Regions from separate parts of the Homo sapiens genome. Here region 2 is linked to region 1. The links are chromatin loops, found by intact Hi-C in ENCODE. Cell type or tissue: HCT116. All regions are shown on one strand. Each heading gives the region's core, and the rest is flanking DNA. Links, peaks and the distances in the headings are about the cores only.

Region 1 (10,178 bases), core at 1,534-9,533:
CATGCCACTACTCACTCCAGCCTGGGTGACAGAATGAGACTTTATCTAGGAAAGAAAGGGAAGAAAGGGAAGGAAAGAAAGGGAAGAAAGGGAAGGAAGAGAAGGAAGGGAGGGAGGGAGGGAAGGAAGGGAGGGAGGGAGGGAGGGAGGAAAGGGAGGGAGGGAGGGAGGGAAGGGAGGGAGAGAGGGAAGGAATGGAGGGAGGGAAGGAATGGAGGGAGGGAGGGAATGGAGGGAGGGAGAGAGGGAGGGAAGGGAGGGAGGGAGGGAGGGAGGGAGGGAGGAAAGGGAGGGAAGGAATGGAGGGAGGGAAGGAATGGAGGGAGGGAAGGAATGGAGGGAGGGAGGGAATGGAGGGAGGGAAGGGAGGGAAGGGAGGGAGAGAGGGAGGGAAGGGAGGGAAGGGAGGGAGAGAGGGAAGGAATGGAGGGAGGGAAGGAATGGAGGGAGGGAGGGAGGGAAGGAATGGAGGGAGGGAAGGAAGTTTGGTTAAGAATAAAACTTCCAAAGAGATTGGTTGAAGATTGAAACAAATTTTTTAAAACTTTGAGTCAAGACTTTGGTATCAGACAAGTGTGGGTTCAACTCTCAGCTTTGTGTTTTACTCCATCTTTAACTGAGGGCAATTTATATAAAGATCCCTATGAGAAATAATTGAGGCAATATATGCAAAGTGCTTGGCACAAAGTACATGTTTAATGAACCTTAGTAATGAGGATGGTGTCCCCCAGGGGTTAAAGGTGGTAGAGATTACTTACGAAACAGAAGCAATGTTGTAATCCAGAATTCAAAATTGAACCCATAACATACTATTTTTTACCTAACTGCCCACTGACCAACATTGATAAACATCTAATACCTAGTATTGGTGAGAATATGGGGAAAAAAGGCCCTTTCATGCAATGATAATAGGAGTACAAACTGATACAAACTTTCTGAAGCCAATTACAGCAACTCACATCAATAGTCTTAAAAGTGTACATACCCCTTGACCCAGAAATTTTACTTCCAAGAGTTTATCTAAGGAAAGAATCATGGATGTGTGCCAAGACAGATACCCAAATACATTCATTACAGCATTGTGAATGATTAGCAAAAGTTGAGGGGGGTGAGGGAGGAAGACCCAAATACCCAACAAAGAGAACTAAAGAAATGATGATAGAATACTCAGAAGCCAGGGCTGGCACAGTGGCTCACACATGTAATCCCAGCACTTTGGGAGGCTGAGGTGGGCAGATCACTTGAGGTCAGGAGTTCGAGACCAGCCAAGCCAACGTGGCAAAATCCTGTCTCCACGAAAAATACAAAAATTAGCCGCGTGTGGTGGCACTCGCCTGTAATCCCAGCTACTTGGGAGGCTGACGCAGGAGAATCGCTTGAACCCAGGAGGAAGAGGTTGCAGTGAGCCGAGATCCCACCACTGCACTCCAGCCTCAGCGACAGAGCAAGACTCTGTCTCAAAAAAAAAAAAAAAAAAAAAAAAAAAGAAGTACTCGGAAGCCACTGACAATGACATTGTAAGGAGTGAAGGACTCAAGAAAATTTTTACAACGTATTTTAAAATTTAAGACGCTGGTTTCAGAACACAGGGAAATTTCTAACATTCAATAAGAAAAATGCCATAGAGACACTAAAATATTATAAGCAGCCATCCCAAGCAGTGGGAATAACGAAGAGAAGAAGAAGTCCTCCCTCAGCACCTATGACCAACCCGATTCCTGAGGGTCGGCCCAGCCCAGGCACCACACAGGATGGAGATCACACCCCCTGCTTGCTTCTCTGCTCCATGGTTTCTAGGTTGTTCATGGAGTAAGGTCTTCTCCTTGTGAAGATCAATTTCAGGGAATATTTATGCGACTACTCCTGAAAATGCCTATAAAAACAGATTTTTTTTTTTCCAAATGTGATTTGTTCTTTGACAAGTACAGCAAAGCAAGAAAACACTATTTTTGGAAACAAATGGAATATATCCAAAAAAACTGTGGAATGTAGTGGTAGAAACAAATACATTTCTATATTTGTGCATCCACTTCTCTCTTCCCACCTAGCGTTTGCCAGTAAGGGAATAATCTTTGTAACCTCCAAAAATGTCACAGGAGGGGCATAAGTGACTTGTTTCAAGGGGCAGGCTTGAGTGCCATGAAAGTGGGATTCGGCTCCAAGCCCTGAGGCCGGCACGATCTTCAAAGTTCTACAGAGAAGAGACCGGAGGCCTTTTTGTTATGTTAATAGCCTTTAGCTTAATGCTTTTTGCTGTACTCTTTGTTTTGGAGAAATAAATTAAAGGTGTTAAGCTGAGAAGGGTTATAATTGATTTCCTCTTTGTGCTTTTCTATATTTTCCAATTTTTCTAAAACAGATATGAATTACCACTGTGACTAGGTTACTATTTTTTTAAGAGAAGGGTGAGGTGACCGCCACAGCTATCTCATGGCATCATTTCAAGTGCCCTGCAAAGATCTCCCTTGACCCCCGAGGTGGCCTGAAATACTTTTCACTGAATATAGGGACCTTCATTTCAATGAGATAAAGTTTAAAATTCAAAATTCTGGACCAGAGATGGGAAAGGACATATCTCTATTTGCACACTGTGGTAAAAATGACTAATAATACTTTGCTGGGCTGTACCTTGGGAATGGGCTCTTTATTTAGGGGTTCATAGCTTCAGCCTCCTAACTCCTTTTTTTTTTTTTTACCCCCCCACCCCCCGAGACAGAGTCTGGCTCTGCCATCCAGGCTAGACTGCATTGGCACAATCACAGCTCACTGCAGCCTCAACCTCCCGGGCTCAAGCAATCCTACCACTTCAGCCTCCTAAGTAGCTGGGACTACAGGTGTGCGCCACCATGCCCAGCTAATTTTTGTATTTTTTGTAGAGATGAGGTTTTGCCATGTTGCCCAGGCTAGTCTTGAACTCCTGGGCTCAAGCAATTCACTCGCCTCAGCCTCCCAAAGTGCTAGGATTACAGCACAAGCCACCATGCCTGGCCCCTAACCCTAACACAACTCTGTAGGTCAGGGGTCCCCAAGCCCCAGGCCATGGACCAGTACATGGACCACTACTGGTCCATGGCCTGTTAGGAACCAGGCTGCACAGCAGGAGGTAAGCAGCAGGTGAATGAGCAAAGCTTCATCTGTTTTTACAGCTGCTCCCCGTGGCTCCCATTACTGCCTCAGCTCCGCCTCCTGTGAGATCAGCGGCAGCATTAGATTCTCATAGGAGCATGAACCCTATTGGGAACTGTGTACCCAAGGAATCTAGGTTGCATGTTCCTTATGAGAATCTAATGCTTAGTGATCTGTCACTGTCTCCCATCACCCCCAGATGGGATTGTCTAGTTGCAGGAAAACTCAGGGCTCCCACTGATTCTACATTATGGTGAGTTATATAATTATTTCATTATATATTACAATGTAATAATAATAGAAATAAAGTGCAAAATAAATGTAATGGGCTTGAATAGTCCCGTAACCATCCCCACACCCTGGTGGGCCCATGGAAAACTGTCTTCTGCAAAACCAGTCCCTGGTGCCAAAAAGGTTGAGGACCACTGCTCTAGATCATGTGGGTTGATTTTGCTCTTCCTTATCACTAAAGAAAAATGAGTACCCAGCCATTGGTCATGTGTGGGCGAGAATGGTGCCTTACAATTAAACCAAAGAGCGCTGTGCATGGCGCTGCTCTCCCTTAGCTCCAGTAGAGGCGTGGGGTCAGCTTGCTCAGCTCCCTGAGTCTGGGTTCCCCCTGTCCCTTGGTCTCAGAAAGGTACTGAAGCCCCGCATTCAGCTGGATGAGGAACCTCTTGGACCTTACTGTTCCGCAGAAGTGACCCTAAAGCCGGACTCACTGCCCAGGTCCACTTGAATGGTCTCATGGGTTGCTACTGAAATGGCCCAAGGTTTGAAGCCACTAAGAGCGGGCATCAAATCCTAGCTACCCTCCTCATCTGGGTCACCTTGGCCTCGCTCTTCACACTCTCTGACCTCAGCTCCCTCACTGGTAGTGGAGGACATGGGTCAATACACTGTCACTATTATTGAAAGCTCAATACATTGTGACTATTATTCATGAATTCTTTAGCTGCCTTATTTCCACTTCCGGATGCAGACTTGTTTACAGCCCTGAATATAAAGGAATCAAAGACCAAGAACCTGATGACAATTAGGTTATATTTGTTACAGTTCTGATCATTTTTCTCTTCGGGTCCACTGATCCACAAAAAATACGTATATAAATAACAGGCAACCAGGTGCCTTATGCAAGGGGGAAAAAATCTTAAATAATCTTGTTTTTGTGGGTTTCTATTTTCCAGAAAAAAATTAATAAATACAAAAGGATTAATTTTTCTGCTTTAACATTTTTTAAGTGCACCAAAAACTTTGTTAAATACACAAGTAAATATATGTCACTTTAAAAAAAATTATAGCCAGTGCAGGATAAGAGAGGGAAAATCCATTGGAAAAGAGGGCGCCGCGGGACAACCCTAGGATAGGAGATGGAGCCATGGATGGGCCCAGAGCTGACTGTGGCATCCGAAAGATACGCAAGGAAAAGCAGTGAGGGGGCTGTAAGGAAGAGGTGGTGAGGGAGTCCCTGAGGGAAAGGAGAGGCTCTGCAAGGAAGGAGAATGACGGGGAAGGCAAACGTCTCCTCCTCCCTCCCACACCCTCTGCCGGTTTTCCCGCTCTGCCTCCTGGCGCCCTTTTCCGCCCAGAAAGCAGGAGCCCGCCTAGTCCTTCATGGCGGGAGAACAGCGCCCTCGTGTGGACTGCCGGGTTCTTGGTGCTAGAGGCAGTTTGGGTCCGTTGCCTTTTCACTACTCCGGACACACATTGTTTTTCAGCAAATGAGAAAGCCGCATAAGCAGCATCCCAGGCAGTTTCTTTGCAGAAAACTTGGTAAGGATCAAACAGAAATAAGCCAAGTGCAGCGATTTCCCTCACCCACATCATTCACCTCCGGCAAGTATCTGACTCTATTTCTCTTTCCAATGCCCAACTTCGGGGGTGCTCATCCCAACAGGCAGTAGCTCCTGTAGTAGCCCAACCGTGCATCCCTGAGAGGCGTAAGGGCAGGGAGCTGGCAGAGCCATGGGGACATACGTGGGGACAGTCTGGAAGGCGACGTGATTGGCCTAGGATGCGAAGGGTCCATACTGACGTAGAGAGGGGCTGGGCAACCTCTGGATGCACCAGAAAATGCTGTGCTCTCCCAGGGCAGTGGGGGATTCACACATAGGATTCCTCCATGGCTCTGGTGTTGCTGGAAATACTTCTAGAAACGCCCATTCAGGAAATGGAGGGGTGCACAAAGATTTCTTTACAAAGGTGTCGTTTGCAGCTTTATTTGTAAATCTGCCATTTTGGAAGCGGCCTAACAGCAAATAGGAGGGGCCTGATCAGATACACAGCGCTGCTCCCATCAGTGGAATGCCGTGGAGACATTAAGAATGATGTGGCAGGCTAGGTACCATGGAGAAATCCCATCTCTACAAATAATACATATATATATATATATATATATATATATATATATATATATATATATATATATAAAATGTATATATATAGCCGGGTGTGGTGGCGCACACCTGTAGTCCCAGCGACTTGGAAGGCTGAGGTGGGAGGATCGCTCGAGCCCAGGAGGTAGGGGCTGCTGTGAGCCGAGATTACGCCACAGCTCTCCAGCCTGGGGACAGAGTGAGACCCTGTCTCAAAAAAAAAAAAAAAAAAAAAAACCCACAAGATACCGCATCCAGCCATTCACTTCCAACCTGTGCACTGCTCTGCGGTCATATGCTTTCCTTCTATTAAAAATAATAATACTAATACATTTAAAAAATAATGCAACAGTCTATTTAATGGCAAATGGGCACATATGCTCAATGTCATGTTAAATGTTAAAAATACAAATCTGAACATGGCATTATGGTGTAGATTTGTCTTTCTTAACCCCACTTTTAGTTTGTTCTATCATTTTTTATGTGCCTTTGTAATCCATGCTGAATCCTTTAGAATAAAATGGAGATTTAATAAATAAGGAAAATTATATGTACACTAGATCCACCTTCCAAAATGTATTTATGCACTTAGAGAGGAGGACAGAGAGAGAGAGGCACAAGATAAGTGAAAAGTACAATCCTGAAACATTGTGACAATCCTTACCTCTAGCTAAGGATGGTTGGTCATTTTTATTTACATATTTTATATTTGTTTTCATTTTCTACACTGAATAGGGTTTACTTCTTAAATCAGAAGAACAGTCCATTTTTTTCAAGAAGCAGAATTGTGGCCTAGCCCACCTGCCTGCCATTCCTACCCATGTCTTAGGCAGGTGAGCCAGGCAGACTCTCTCGAAGCGAATCAGAAACATCTTGGGAGGTTCAGCTGAAGGAACAAAGGACTCCTCGCATCCAGGATCTTCCAATGCCAGCATTTGAGCGATGCCCTAAAGAACCAGCCTTGTCCCACACAGGAGGTACCATGTGAAGCTGTTATTGATTGTTTACAGGTTAGTATAAAAGGATTTATCGGTGTCATGTAATAGTTTTGAATAGGGCTTGGAGTCCGGGCTCAGAACTTAAATTCTCACTCTGTTGTTCACTAATGTTTGATTTGGAGTGATGACTTATTCTCCTCATCTGAAAAGTGGAGATGTAATCCTTATACCTCTCAAGATTGCTGAGAAATTAAATGTGGTAGTCAGGCTGCACCATATGAAGTTGGTGGTTTTGTGGGTGTGAAGTGGGTGATCCCCGGCCATTTCTGGTTCAATCCGTGTACATTGGGAGCTCAGCACGGTGCTGGCAGGTGGTCAGCGCTTGCTCAGCCTCCGCACGGTTCCACCCCCATTCCACAGATCAGGCTGTACAGGGCCGAACGTGGGAAAAACAGGGCTGCAGGAAGGCATGCAGGGCCTGGGAGGGAGTTGTGGGGAGGAAGGAGGGAAGAAGCCTCAGAACGCCAGAGGCTCTCAAAATGCAGCGTGGCCAAAGCTGATGCAGCGTCAGCCTCCCTCTTGCCATTTTAAAGATACTCCACCCCCAAACAAACACACACACCCCTCACCCTTCTGACCTCATTAAATTTACTTCTACATGGCATAACTTTCTTCCCCAGTCTGAGCCCTCTGGGATCCACCTTGTGACCTCAGAGGGCTAACGTCACAATGGGGACCCTGAACCCTCACTCCAGCTTCTCCCCTGGGCACAGGTTTGCTGGCAGGTGCCAAGGTGGTAGGATATGCTTCCTCCCAACCTGGGGAAGGTGCAGAGGCTGTGACTGAAGCAGCCTGGCATGGTGCTCCCCTTGGTCCTAATTAACTCAGTTATCATAAGTTCCATTGCATCCAGGACTGAGATACCCAAGTCCAAGGAATGGGGAACCATTAGAGACACACTGGCGGCGGGGGTGCAGGAAAAGAGAAAGCCACCACTAGTCAACCTGGTGGGACTTCCAAGGAAGGTAATTCAAGGTTAGGCATTTTCTTGGGATATCAGAGTCTGAATCAACTTTCATCTGAAATGAAAGGTCCTGCCCTGCCCCAGCCAGAGCTGCCAGTGCCTCCGCCCCTTTAATAGGGACTTGGTGCTTTCTCAGTGCCACCCATGAAACTCAAAACTGAGTGGGGGCATTCCACTGATGGTTTGGGGGTTCAGTGAGAAGGGAGACGGGGTGTGGGAGAAATGGTGGTTTCAAAGACTCTTCCATCCTTGGGTTAGCTACTCTAAGAATAACATGTACAACCATTAGAAGGAAGATCCCCATGGCTCATGTCATTTAAGGCCCTAACCAGCCCTGTGTGCAAGAGTCATAGCCATTTTTAATGGGCACATGGGCTGAGAGATCATGGGCTAAAGATCATGCCCAAATTCACACACGAAAGATGTGAGAAGCCAGGACCCAAACCCACACTCCCTATCTCAAAATTCATTCTCTTTTTGAATTGCCACAAATTTGCAGGAGAATAATTGTTCTAGGATAGAGATTCTCAAACTACAGGGCAAGAAACCCTTGATACTGCCAAGTTATGTCAAGGAAGCTGCTAATTCAGATTGGACATTAAGTATGGCCCACAAACTTAAAAAAAAAGAAAAGAAAAAAAGGTATGTCTTGCCCAATCACCCCTTCATGCATCAATCCAACTGCTATGTACCAGCATTTTTCGAACATCTATAGATGTTGTTATGATGATTAAGATACAATTCATTGTATTGCTGCTTCCTGTTGTTGCTTGGTTACTGCAGTAACAGGCAACCACACAATTCCAGTGGCTTCCAGCACCCAGCATTTATTACTCACCTGATTCCATCCTGGCTGCAGGTTGAAGCAGGCTCTGCTCTGCTCCACGTGTCTTCTCATTCAGGTACCCAGGCTGAAGGAGCAGCCTCTGACTGTGACATGCTGCATGAAACCTAGCTAAGCCACACAGTCGCATCTAATCACATGTCCTGTCATGACTGATAAGTGGGGGTGGATGGCCACTTCAGCTACTGGAGGCACAGGAAGGGCAGGGATGTATTTATTTTGAAAGCAAATCATCATGACTGGGTGTGTGGTTCACACATGTAATCCCAGCACTTTGGGAGGCCAAGGTGGGCAGATCACTTGAGCCCAGGAGTTCAAGACCAACCTGGGGAACAGAGTGAGACCCTGTACTTACAAAAAAAAAAATTAATTAGCTGGGTGTGGTGGTGTGCACTTATAATCCCAGCTACTAAGGAGGCTGGGGTGGGAGGATTGCTTGAGCCAGGGAAATCAAGGCTATAGTGAGCTACGATCATGCCACTGCACTCCAGCCTGGGCAATAAAGTGAGACCCTGTCTCAAGGAAGGAAGGAAGGAAGGAAGGAAGGAAAGAAGGGAAGGAAGGGAAGGAAGGGAAGGAGGGAAGGAAGGAGCGAGAGAAAGGAAGAAAGAAAATAATCATGAACAATAATGCAATCTACCACTTTATACATTTTTTTAATATGAGACAGGGTCTCACTATGTTGACCAGGCTGGTCTTGAACTCCTGGCCTCAAGCAGTCCTCCCATCTTGGCCTCTCAAAGTGCTGGGATTACAGGTGTGAGCCACCATGTCTGCCCTTTATCCATTTTTTCTATGAGCAAATACTTCAGGTAGAACTATGATGAGGAAGCCCTCACAGTTAAAAAAAATATTGGGAGACTCCTGTTAGAGGAGATAAGTTGAAAATGTAGTTCTACGCTTATACCTTAGACACTGTTGGTGGGAATGCAAATTTGTTCAGCCCCTGTGGAAAGCAGTTTGATTATTTCTCAAAGAACTAAAAATAGAACTACCATTTGACCCAGCAATCTCGTTACTGGGTATATACCCAAAGGAAAATAAATTGTTCTACAAAAAAGACACTTGCACTTGTATGTCCATTGCAGCACTAGTCACAACAACAGACAAGGAATCAGCCTAGATACCCATCAACGTGGACTGGATAAAGAAAATGTGATATATTTACACCATGGAATACCACATGGCCATAAAAAGGAATGAAATCATGTCCTTTGCAGCAACATGGATGCAGCTGAAGGCCATTATTCTAGGTGAATTAACGTAGACACAGGAAAACAAATACCATATATTCTCACTTATAAGTGGGAGTTAAACATCAGGAACTCAGGGACATAAAGATGGCAATGATAGACACTGGGGATTCCAAAAGCGTGGAGGGAGGTCGGAGGACAGGGGTTGAAAAACTACCTATCGGGTACTATGTTTGCGACTTGGGCAGTGGGATCATTAGAAGCCCAAACCTCAGCATCACGCAACATACCCGTGTCACAAACCTGCACATGTACCCTCTGAAACTAAAATTTTTTAAAAAAATTAAATAAAGAAAATGCAGTTCTAAAACACTGATTACCCCCCTGCCGGAGCAACATCAGTAATTTTTCACATTGGTGGAAGGTGGCATCTCCAAGACGGAATTCAATATTTAAATATGGGTTTTAAGGTCAAACTTAAGTTGTCCCATTTGCATCTGCCCTGAGGAGCCTCTGAAGCGGCTTCAGATGATAGAGGTCCGTGGGAATGCCATTCGTTGGCCTCCACAACAAGACAGTGTGAAGTGACTTTCACTGGCAACTCTGGGCCAAGAGTCTAATAGAACTGCATACACTCCTGGGAATTCACCTATTCAAGAAACACTTAAACGTGGGGAC
Region 2 (10,178 bases), core at 1,000-8,999, 170 kb before region 1:
AGGGGCAGAGTATTCTTCCTCCGAAGACCTAAGTACTCTATCTTCGATACAGAAATCCCCTTCCAAGTGGTTCTGTGTGGCATCCCTAAAGCTGGATTCTGACAAGGGCCAGACATTTCGGTGCCCTGAGAGAAGGACCTAAGCTTGGTGAATCTTCCAGCACAGGCTCCGTTGACTAACCCAGCCTTTGGTGCCCTGCTGGGAAGTGTCAAGCGTGGAGACAGTTATGGAAACTAGAAAGCCCTTTTTCATGTTTGCCTAGTGATGAGAGGAAGAGATGAGATTGTTGCTTTTTCATATCTCTCCCGTGGACTCTTAAAATTAACTTCACTGTCAAAATTTCCCATGGCCCAAATGTAGGTTTGGGGAGAGAAATGTAAGACTTTGAAGTTGAGAAAGAAAGTAGAGAAAGCATTCTCTAGACAAATGCTCACCATGCAGACTTCAGAATCTGTGAGGAGACAAATAAAAAGGCACTCGGGGAACCGTTTTAGAGAGAAAATAAAGAACTGGGAGTAGAGATGGCTACTTCAGCTCAGGAAAAAAATAAATAAAACAATACAAGGTAGTGTTAAAGCTTTGAAAGGAATTTTTCGTTTAGGAGAGATTATGGATAATGAAATGCAAACACTCTAGTTAATATGTCTGTTAGCTGGTTTATGTTGCCTTCTGGAAAACGAGTGATACGTTCTAAGAGGAGCAGCTTTTCAAGTTATCCTACTTGACTATCGTTGGGGTGAGCTCTGAGTCTGTACCCCGGATTCCTTTACCAAACACTGGATATTAGACACTAGATGCAAAGCCGTATTTATTCCAAAGCCAGAAACTTCCTAAGCCTCTGCCTAACTCTTCACAAATGAACCTGACAACACTGAAATTTCTAAGGAGATTTACTCCAGCTGTAGCAAATCCCTCATAATAAAAAATTTCCCCAAATGAGTCAGTCACACAGGAGGTAAATGAGACATTCTGTATGAAGTCAGCATGTCATTTGGAGTGTGCCCTTTATATAAAAGGCCCAGCCAGAAGACCATGTGGTTAAGTGGGGCTTGTCCACAGGGCAGAACCAGAAGACTGGAAGTTGGGGGGATTTCAGCTGCCGAACTGTAACTCTGTGTCACTTCCCCTCAAGCAAACCTTATAGAAAAATCTAGTTTTTCTAAGAAGTTCAAGTAAGGTTTGTTGATTATTTGCTTCACAAAAGGATTCAGCAGAGGGGTCCTTTAACTAACAAGCTCAGAGAAAAAATTTATAGTATGATTGAATTATATGAAGCTTTTTCAAAAATGCATCCCTTCTCTATATGTGTGTTAGATACATAAGGATGTATTTGTTGCAGGCAGCATTACAAGAAGGGATTTGGGGTGGTCTGTATCCGTTGAGTAAATTGAGGCAAGCTTGTAACAGTGGCATTTGTTGGGCAGCCCTGCTTCATTGCTGATTCTGTTAATCCCCTAAATGACTCCATGGGTGATTAGGCAACCAGATAAAACCCTCTCACTTCTGATGAACAAGCCAGTGGGATGGCAGGGCCTCTCTTTGTCCTTCCTAGAGAAATTGGCAACACAAAGACTGGAACTATCTGGTGAAGCTTTAAAAAAAAAGTTTAAAAAATTATTTATTGAATGTGGGTCATGTCCTTGGCACTGTTCCAGATGTCCCGACCTACTGTGTCTCATTTATTCCTCACTCCAGTTCTGTGACATGGATGATGATGGTGATGATGATGAACTTCCTTCTACATCTGCTAAATCATGACAGCTGGATTCTTTTACAAAGAAGAGAGAAAAAATTACCAATTATCCTACCACCCATGTCTGTCGCCATTGTTCATATTTTAGTAGTCTTTCAGACTTCCTCTGTATGTTTATGTGAGGAAATGTATGTATACCTTTTAAAACATACTTTTAAAAAATCTCCTTTTTAAAAAGTTAACAGTATAGCGTGAACATTTTTCCATAAAAACAAAAAATTCTAGACCTGCAGACTATTGATTGTAGCAGGAGAGTATTCCATTTTATAAATATCCCAGATGGATTCACCCTCCCTCTACGGTTGGGCTTTGAAACCATTTATAAGCAAAATATCCTCCCACTTTTTATATTTTTTCAAAATATATGCACAAAGATGCATATGCATCTTTGCACAATTGTCTGATTATTTTCTTAGGAAAAATTCCTAGCAGTAGGATTGCTGGATTAAAGGCTATGTACATATTAACTTCTGTCACATTTCACCAAAATGCCTTTCAGAATGTTTGAACAGATTTCCATTCCCGCTGATACTACACCTCTGCTCATTTGTTCCATTTCTGAAAACAGGGTCGCTTCTGCTCTGTGGCTCAGCCTCCTTGCCTGTGAAATGGGTGTGAAAATACAACAAATCACAGTTCACATTTACTTAGCACTCACTGAGTGCCAGACTATGGACTAACACTTTAGATAGATTAGATTTTGTCATTTAAGTCCCACATCAACCCTAGGAGAAGACTGTAATATCCCTACTTTACTCTTTTTCTCCCCATTTCTGAGGCTCAGAAAGGTTCAGTAACTTGCCTGAGGTCACCCAGCTAAAAAGTGGCCAAGCTGGGGTGCAAGCCCAGCTCTGTCTGCTTCTGGGATTGGGACTCTTGCGCTCTGGGCCATGCATTTCTTAGTCCAGATGAGTTGTCTGATTAATGAACATGGGTAGCAGAGCCTCTCAACCTTTGTGCACATTGCCAGGGCATCACCATTGCTCACAGGAATGTGTCTGTCCAGCAGTGCTTGCCTTAGTGTGAAAATAGCACGGAGGGGTTTTCTGGAAGGTTTGGGAGTTTCCCCTGAGAACAAATGAAGCGTCTTTTTACTTTTGTTTTGGAAATGAGGAAGCATGTTTTCAAAGTCAGCACCATCTCCCACACTGAAACCACAGACCTAAACAGATTCCCCAACCTCACGGTCTTCTCAATCTGTGACCATCTCTCCATTTCTCCCTGGGGGTTGAAACTGCCATTTTGACTTCTCCAGACTCTAAGGAGCTTCAGCGGTTCTTTTTGGACTGTGGGAGTCCAGCCCTGTGGGGTCTAAGAATGAATTAATCCTGGCCCACTCCTTAGACTTCCTTTACAGGCCTATTATTTGAAAGTGGCTAAGTAACATAGCTCCTGGGGGCTGAAGTGAGGCCTCAGGCCTCCCCAGCTCACACCAGCCACTCCTTCCGGCAGCCGGCAACCCCAGATCCTTGTATGTGACAGGATCCTTTGGCAGGCACATCCCACAGAAGGGTGCATTCCCAGCCCTCTCCTTACCCGCAAGGAAGAGATTTCTTAAGTGTTGCTTTAACAGGTTGATGCAAAATAAATAAACAGAAAGGGAGGGAGAGGGAGATGGATGGTTTTCAGTAAATAATGGTGCAGCGGCCAGCAGTTGGAAGGGAGCTGGTGGGAGGAAGTTTCCCACCTAAGCAGTTGTGACAGGAGTATTAACTGGGAGCCCAAAAGCAGCACAAACGCAGCACAGTGAGGACTGCCAGAGCACATACCGGGGCTGGAAAATGTGTGTCTGTCAAGATAAAATGGTGCATTATGTTTGCACCTTCCCATGAACGGAGCCAAGGGTATCTTTGAGGTGCCTGCTTCCCAGCCCTGGCCAGTTTGACTCTGCTTCAAATGAGCACAGGCCTCCACTTCAGGAGGGCAGCCTGCCCTGCCTCTCACTGAGGCTAATAGTTGTGTGCACGTAGACAGTGGGCCCCTGGAGACTCACCCCTGCTTTTGGAGAAAGGTTTTTATCGCCTTATCTAACATGAGGCTGATTCCTTTTAAGAACACATGTTGACTAGACACTGCTGATGGGAACCTCGCAGAGTCATCTTAGGGAGGCGGTGGCCCACGGGTGGGGAGTCTTTGTCACTAACAATTAAAGAAGGGATGGCCCAGGGGAAAATTGAAACAGGGGGCTGGAGGGAGATGGGAAAATAAACAAATGTCTCTGAAACATCCCCCGTGTGCCTGGCACAGTGCCTAGCCCCTTACATATATATTTTTTTTCATTCTATCTTCTCCCCAGCCTTGTGGAGTGGATATTTTTATCCTCATCTTACAGATGAAGAAATTGATGCTCAAAGGGGTTCAGCAGCTTGCAATGTCACAGAGCTAAGAAGGAGAGACTAAGATTCTGAGAGAGCATAATGGAAATAAAAATGGTGCTATTGAAGGAAGAAAAAAATGTGTTTTGTGATATTTGATAGAACGATGCTCCTGCTCTTACGTGGGCAAGAGATAAGGCCTTCCAGCCATGTGTTTATTCACTCTGTGGCTTTCACAAAGCACAACGACCTGCAGTATCTCTGTTTGCCAGTCTGTACAAGCAGACATAAGTGCCCTTCGCTTATCCATCTGAAACACCTTAACTTCTGCAAATGAATAGAGAGACATAAGTGGGAGCGACACAGTGGTCCTTCTCATGTCCTTCGAGTGATCTTTTCTTGTCTGTGCCATCCCCACCCAGGTATGACTTTATCGAGATTCGGGATGGGGACAGTGAATCCGCAGACCTCCTGGGCAAACACTGTGGGAACATCGCCCCGCCCACCATCATCTCCTCGGGCTCCATGCTCTACATCAAGTTCACCTCCGACTACGCCCGGCAGGGGGCAGGCTTCTCTCTGCGCTACGAGATCTTCAAGACAGGTCAGTGTGGTCACACGTAGGGGCCGGGAGATGGGCGTCTTAGAGAAGAAGGAGGGACAGCACCCAGTGGGCTGAGGCACTGGGTAAGGGTGACAGTGTCATCCAGCTTGAGCATGGTGAGAGGTTCAAGGTGAACCCACAAACATCATGAGAAGAAGAGCCAGCTCAGATTATCCACCAGCTTAAGGGGGCGGGCTGTGGGCGGGGGGGTGGGGGTGGGGTCAAAACAGCCATTGTTTGTGGTATTAGACAAACAGAAAAACACTTCTTGAAAGAATTGGATTTTTGTATGTTTTTTAAAATCAAAATAATCTTCATGGGAAAAAGCAAAACTCTGATGACTTTCTCACGATTACTTCATGGTCTAATGATGTCTTTATTTGGAACTACATGGGGCTGAGGACATAATCTTTTCATTGTTTGGAGTCTCTAAAGATCTTGCCATGACCTCCCAAATGGGGTCACACCATAGCTTTTAAATTAAAATAAGGTTCCTAGAAATTCCCCTTGGCAGTCCATGTTACCACCTCTGTCCATTGAACCCCTACTCTCTAAATGCCAATGAACTTGACTCCCTGAAAAGCAATCAAAAAATAGCAGAAAAAGAGTCAGAGGGCACTGCACTTGCTTTAAGTTGACTGCTTGATTTCCATCAGGTCCCCCTTAGATTACTTTAGGGCCTGAGAATATGGGCCAGTGCTCATTTCCAAAACTAAATACAGCAGACTTTTATTCACAAGACCCCGCTTCATCAGCTACACTCAAGCTCTCCCAGTGGTGTGTCCTCTTCTGTGATGTGTGGAGCTTGTTATCTCGAGGCTAAGGGAAGCATGTCCTCCAGTCCTCCCCACCCACCACCCACTCCCTTCCTCAGAGGCTCCCCTTCCATCTATGTGTGTGTCTCCCCTCTCCCCCCAGCAGCCCAAGTTTTACAACTCGTGGATGGAGTCTGGTTCGAGGGGAGGTTGTCAGCCTTGTCATCAAGAGGCCCAAGACCGGCGCCTGTTGAGTTCAGTGTGAGGGGAACTATTCATATATATTTTCTTTTTCACTAAACAGCTCTTGAAAGGAAGTGGTAGCTGCTGAAAGCACTTTTTATATCCACTCTGTCTAAATATTTGTCGGATTTGTCTGCCCGAGAACAAGAACGTGGAATCAAATGAAGGGGTGGGGCAAGGGGACTGTGTCATGCAAGAGTGGCAGCCCAGGCTGCTGCAGGGCACAGGTCCCAAGAAGGTTTCTCTGCCTTGGGTTTTCATGCTCCTGACTATGATGAGGTCACAGGGGCTGACAATCTGTGTGTCCAGTGGCTCAAGCTGTTGTGAGGCCCCTGAATAGCTTGATCCATATTCCCCTGAGTCTTGTGCAAAATTCAGATCAATGCCACCAGCACCAGTGGAGCATCCTCTGCTGCCGAGCAGTGGGGAGAATAAAAGAGAAAGAAATAAAAGGGGATGCTTGCTCTCTTCGGGTTGGAGAGGCAGGTGTGCAAACCCTTTGCACGTAACAGATTCGCAGGTGATGTTATTGGATGAGTATGTATGTAAATTGAAAGGAAAACTATGATATGAGGCAGAATGAATAAGTGCAAAGTAAAGGTACAATTGACATGTGGTGGTTATGAAAATGGGGGAGCAGTCAAGTGGCTTAGCAATCGAGGGGCTCCAGAGAATCTATTCAATAGCAAGGTCCCTAGTGCTAATGCTGCCACTCGGCTGCACTGTGCTGGCCATGAAAGGAAAACAGCTCCAAGCAAGATCTTCCAGGAAGCTGGCCAAGGGAAGTCAGAACAAGGGTGAGCAGGGCCATGAAAACTCAGCCTTGGTCTCACACCACCCAACTTAGTATTTCACAAGGCATCATGCTACATTCTCCAGAAAGCCACAGGAAAAGTCAATGTTCACTCTATCCATCATGCAAATTTGAAAGGAGGATATTAAAAGATAAAACATGTAAGAGGGTATCATAATTCAATATCGCTGTCTTGAGGACATGCTGAAGCAGGATTTCAAATGAAGCAACAAGTCTGTGAACTGCCTAGAAACAATGGTGCCAGCCAACGGAGCTAGGTGGCTTCAGCTTGGAGAAATGGGGTGGCCTGCTTTAAGGATTGGGGTTGCCTAGTGAAGAGATTGTAAGAGAAAGCCCTGCCAACAACAGCCACACTCCTGGCAATGTAAGAGAGCAGATGAGAGCCCATAGACTTCTCAGGGCCACTCGTACCTGCCGTCATACCCACCTGCTGCTGGAAGAGCAACTGTCCGCATGACAGTCAGTCTTATATATGCCGGGCGCAGTGGCTCACACCTGTAATCCCAGCACTTTGGGAGGTTGTGGCAGGCGGATCACCTGAGGTCAGGAGTTTGACACCAGCCTGGCCAACATGGCGAAACCTGGTCTCTACTGAAAATACAAAACTTAGCCGGGCATGGTGGCACGTGCCTGTAATCCCAGCTACTTGGGAGGCTGAGGCAGGAGAATCACTTGAACCCAGAAGGAGGAGGTGGCAGTGAGCCGAGATCATGCCATTGCACTCCAGCCTGGACGACAAGAGCGAAATTCCATCTCAAAAAAAAAAAAAAGTCAACCTTGTATAAAGTGCAGAAATGTGCAAGGGAGCAAAATTCAAAACAGAGAAGTTTAGAAAAATGAGCATTCATGCAGGTGCCTTGTCCTATACCCACATTTCCATTGTTGGAGTCAGGAGAGAAAATATACAAAGTTTACGTCATCCACAGAACATGAAAGAAATGGGTGGACATGCTGAAGAAATCCAAACAAACACAGCTATGTTTGCTAGTCGGATTCATAGAGAGGAAGAAGCGGGGGAAACTGTAAACACAGATACGCAAATAGCCATACAGAGGGCTCTAGAAGCCTTCGATGGTACATTACCCTGGTGAGGCTCTGCTGTAGGACCCACAGTGTGAGTGCAGACCAGGGCATGTGGCTGGCGTGGAAGGTTCATGTCTGCCCTAAGTGAAGTGGTGTATAAAAGATTCTATATGTTACCAGACTGTCTACATTTAAAAGGGTAAGCCAGAACAACTTACATACTTAAAAGATCTCAAATCAAGATACCATGAGCAGAACAGAAACAAAAAAAAAAAAAAGGAATTTTTAAACGTAAAATGTCACATTGAAAACAAAATCAGTGGAAAATGTGTGTGTGTGTGTGTTTGGTTTTTTCCAGAAGCTCCTTTAACCATAAGTTCAAGATTAGGTTTTCTTTCCTGTTTGCCTGTGACACTTCAGAAACTGACATTTTTGGGGTCATTCACAGAGGTAGAGAAAACTCGGAGTGCCTACTGCCTCCACTTCCTGAATTCAGGAACTGAATTCACCTTCTGCGGGGAAGGCAAACTCAGCTTTGGGTAAATCCACTGTGTTTTAAATGTCTTGATACCTATAGATTCTTCTACTTGCAGAGTTATTGTAAAATTCACAGCGGAAAAACAGAGTGGACATTTTTCATAGCAGAGTCTTTTCCTATGAAATCATTCGCTGCAACCCAAATCCCCCAGCTTCTGTAGACAATCTTAGCCTTGAGTGGGCTTGAGTATTTGTTGACTTGAGTTCTTCGTTTAACCTTTAAACCTTCTAACACATCTCAGAAAAGGATCTTGGATAAGGCAGATGTCTGCAAGAGCCAGCCAGCTTCTGCCTCCTTTTCTGAGATCTCTTCCTGGCATCTGCTATTCAGCTGCTTTTGTGATGCTGCAAACAGTGAGATGGTACGATTAGAGATGAATGCATGATGTTAACAGACAGGTTTTATTTTTCTGCATAAAAATAGATAAAACTGGACAAAAGTTTTTCCACCGCCTTCAAAATAAGCCAAAGGATATACCCATTTATAGCCATATATCAGAAATGCTTTTTTCTTTCTTTTTTTTTTTTTTTTTTTTTGCCTTAAGTACCTAAGGTTGAAGTTTCTTTTCAGTCAAATGCAGGAGCTCAGGACCCTGGGAACTATGGATACTTTCAAATTTCACATTCTCCAAGCCTCTCTTAGACTCACTAGATGTCCATCGTGGAAGCACTTGTGCCCTACCAATGACAGGAACCAAAGAAAGATTCCGCCAGAAAATTCCCCACTCCCAGGGGGGTGGACATTCCCCTTGCCTTCTAAGGGAATGACAATAGAGCAAGCTCTAAGAGGGCATGTCAGGATGCTCTTTCTAGCTCTCAAGCAAGAAGTGAATAGAGAGTTAATTTCCTCACAACCATGTGTGAGGCTCAGCTGAGTGGCCCGCATGAAGAATGCTGCACAGCAGCCATAAACTCTAACCTTTTCAAAATTCCTCTTGGCCCCCTGAAGACCCGCCAGCTGGCTTGGCTTTGCTGAATTGCCTCATCCCGGGCCATTGAGGAGGCCCTCAGGAGTCCGAAGCCCAATCATAAACAAAGCTGGGGGAGGCAGCCCCAGCTCATCCCTCCAGGACTAGCTGCCCATTGAAAACTCGGCCTGACCTGCTGCTGCCATGCATATGAATGATGGGGTGCAGAGCCTCTGAGATTCGCTGCTTAGAGCCTCCACAGAACCCATGCAAAGGTTAGCCCTTGCCCTCGTGTGTTCCTAGTCCCTACCCTGCCAAAGCACAGCACAAGGTGGAAAGTAGGAAGTGATGGATGGATAGGTAGGAGATACTGGAATTTTCTGTCTGGTGCTGAAGAAAGTTGCAACTCCTCCATCCGCATTTATTTGCATGGCACTTCTTCCAAATCAGACATTTGCCTCTTTCCAGAATGCTGTCATCAATAAAGAGACTCAATGAGAGGCCCCCTACAGGAGCTGCGGATAAAGGCATCGCTGCAGGCTCAGATCAGTGTATTGACATCACCTAGTTATATTTCAGTGTGAGCCCCAGAGGACACTTCCTGACAGTAAACACCCAGTTTATCGAGTATTTCTGGTTGGTTGTGTTTTTTATGCTTAGAGTGTCTATTATCCTCCTCAAAAATCCTGCTTCCTTTTCTTCTTTTAAAATCTGAACATAACGAGTGAAATCAATTCTAATTGTCCAGCACTTTCATTCATTGCGTGAATGTGCATGAGCTCGTGCTTCGTGGGTCCATGGGTCTGGGTTGCAGTGCTCCCGGGACCCATCTGTGGTGCTGCCCTGGCAAATGGTGGCTGGTTAAAGCACAAGGACCCTTTTAATATGACTCCACCTAGAGGCATTAAGAGATAGGGTGGCTGTAATCCTCTTATGAGCTCCTGTTCCTGCTCCTGCTGCCATCCAAGCTCGCACCAGGATGCGAATGTGTGCCGCATTTAATCAGGATGCCTCCATGCGTCCCAAGAAAGCAGACGCAAGAGCTCAGGAGAGAAACAAGGCCATCCACACCACAAAGGAGCCAGAAGCCTTCCAAATGTCAATGCACTGCTGCATTTTTCCAAACTTGTTGCCGGAGCGGCCTTTAACATCCCCAACGGCCTGCTGTGATCCACCAGCTAAAAACATCGATTGTTAATTGTCCGACCACTACAGAGCAGCTCGTT

Evidence for each region. Hi-C counts contacts between places; a loop is a spot of excess contacts. Peaks named below come from ENCODE experiments on the same cell type or tissue, not always from the same donor. Only the 100,000 strongest peaks of a DNase experiment are listed, where the experiment ranks them.
Region 2: it touches region 1 in a loop (6-fold over the local background); 2 of 110 quality-filtered maps call a loop at or near these places.

The regions. Positions count from the first base shown.
Region 1 is chr2:205,881,036-205,891,213 of GRCh38, forward strand. No RefSeq gene overlaps it. Among named protein-coding and RNA genes, the nearest start is that of INO80D-AS1, 200 kb to the right of the region's middle. RefSeq lists enhancers at 6,359-6,859, 6,860-7,360. In HCT116, for the core only: a CTCF peak has its summit at 4,787 (motif pointing left); a DNase peak (open chromatin) is centred at 4,756.
Region 2 is chr2:205,711,703-205,721,880 of GRCh38, forward strand. NRP2 (neuropilin 2) reads left to right here. Exons shown (of 17, transcript NM_003872.3): 3 at 4,491-4,672. Among named protein-coding and RNA genes, the nearest start is that of NRP2, 34 kb to the left of the region's middle. RefSeq lists enhancers at 8,541-9,106, 9,107-9,670. In HCT116, for the core only: a CTCF peak has its summit at 4,627 (motif pointing right); a DNase peak (open chromatin) is centred at 4,659; H3K27me3 peaks cover 535 bases.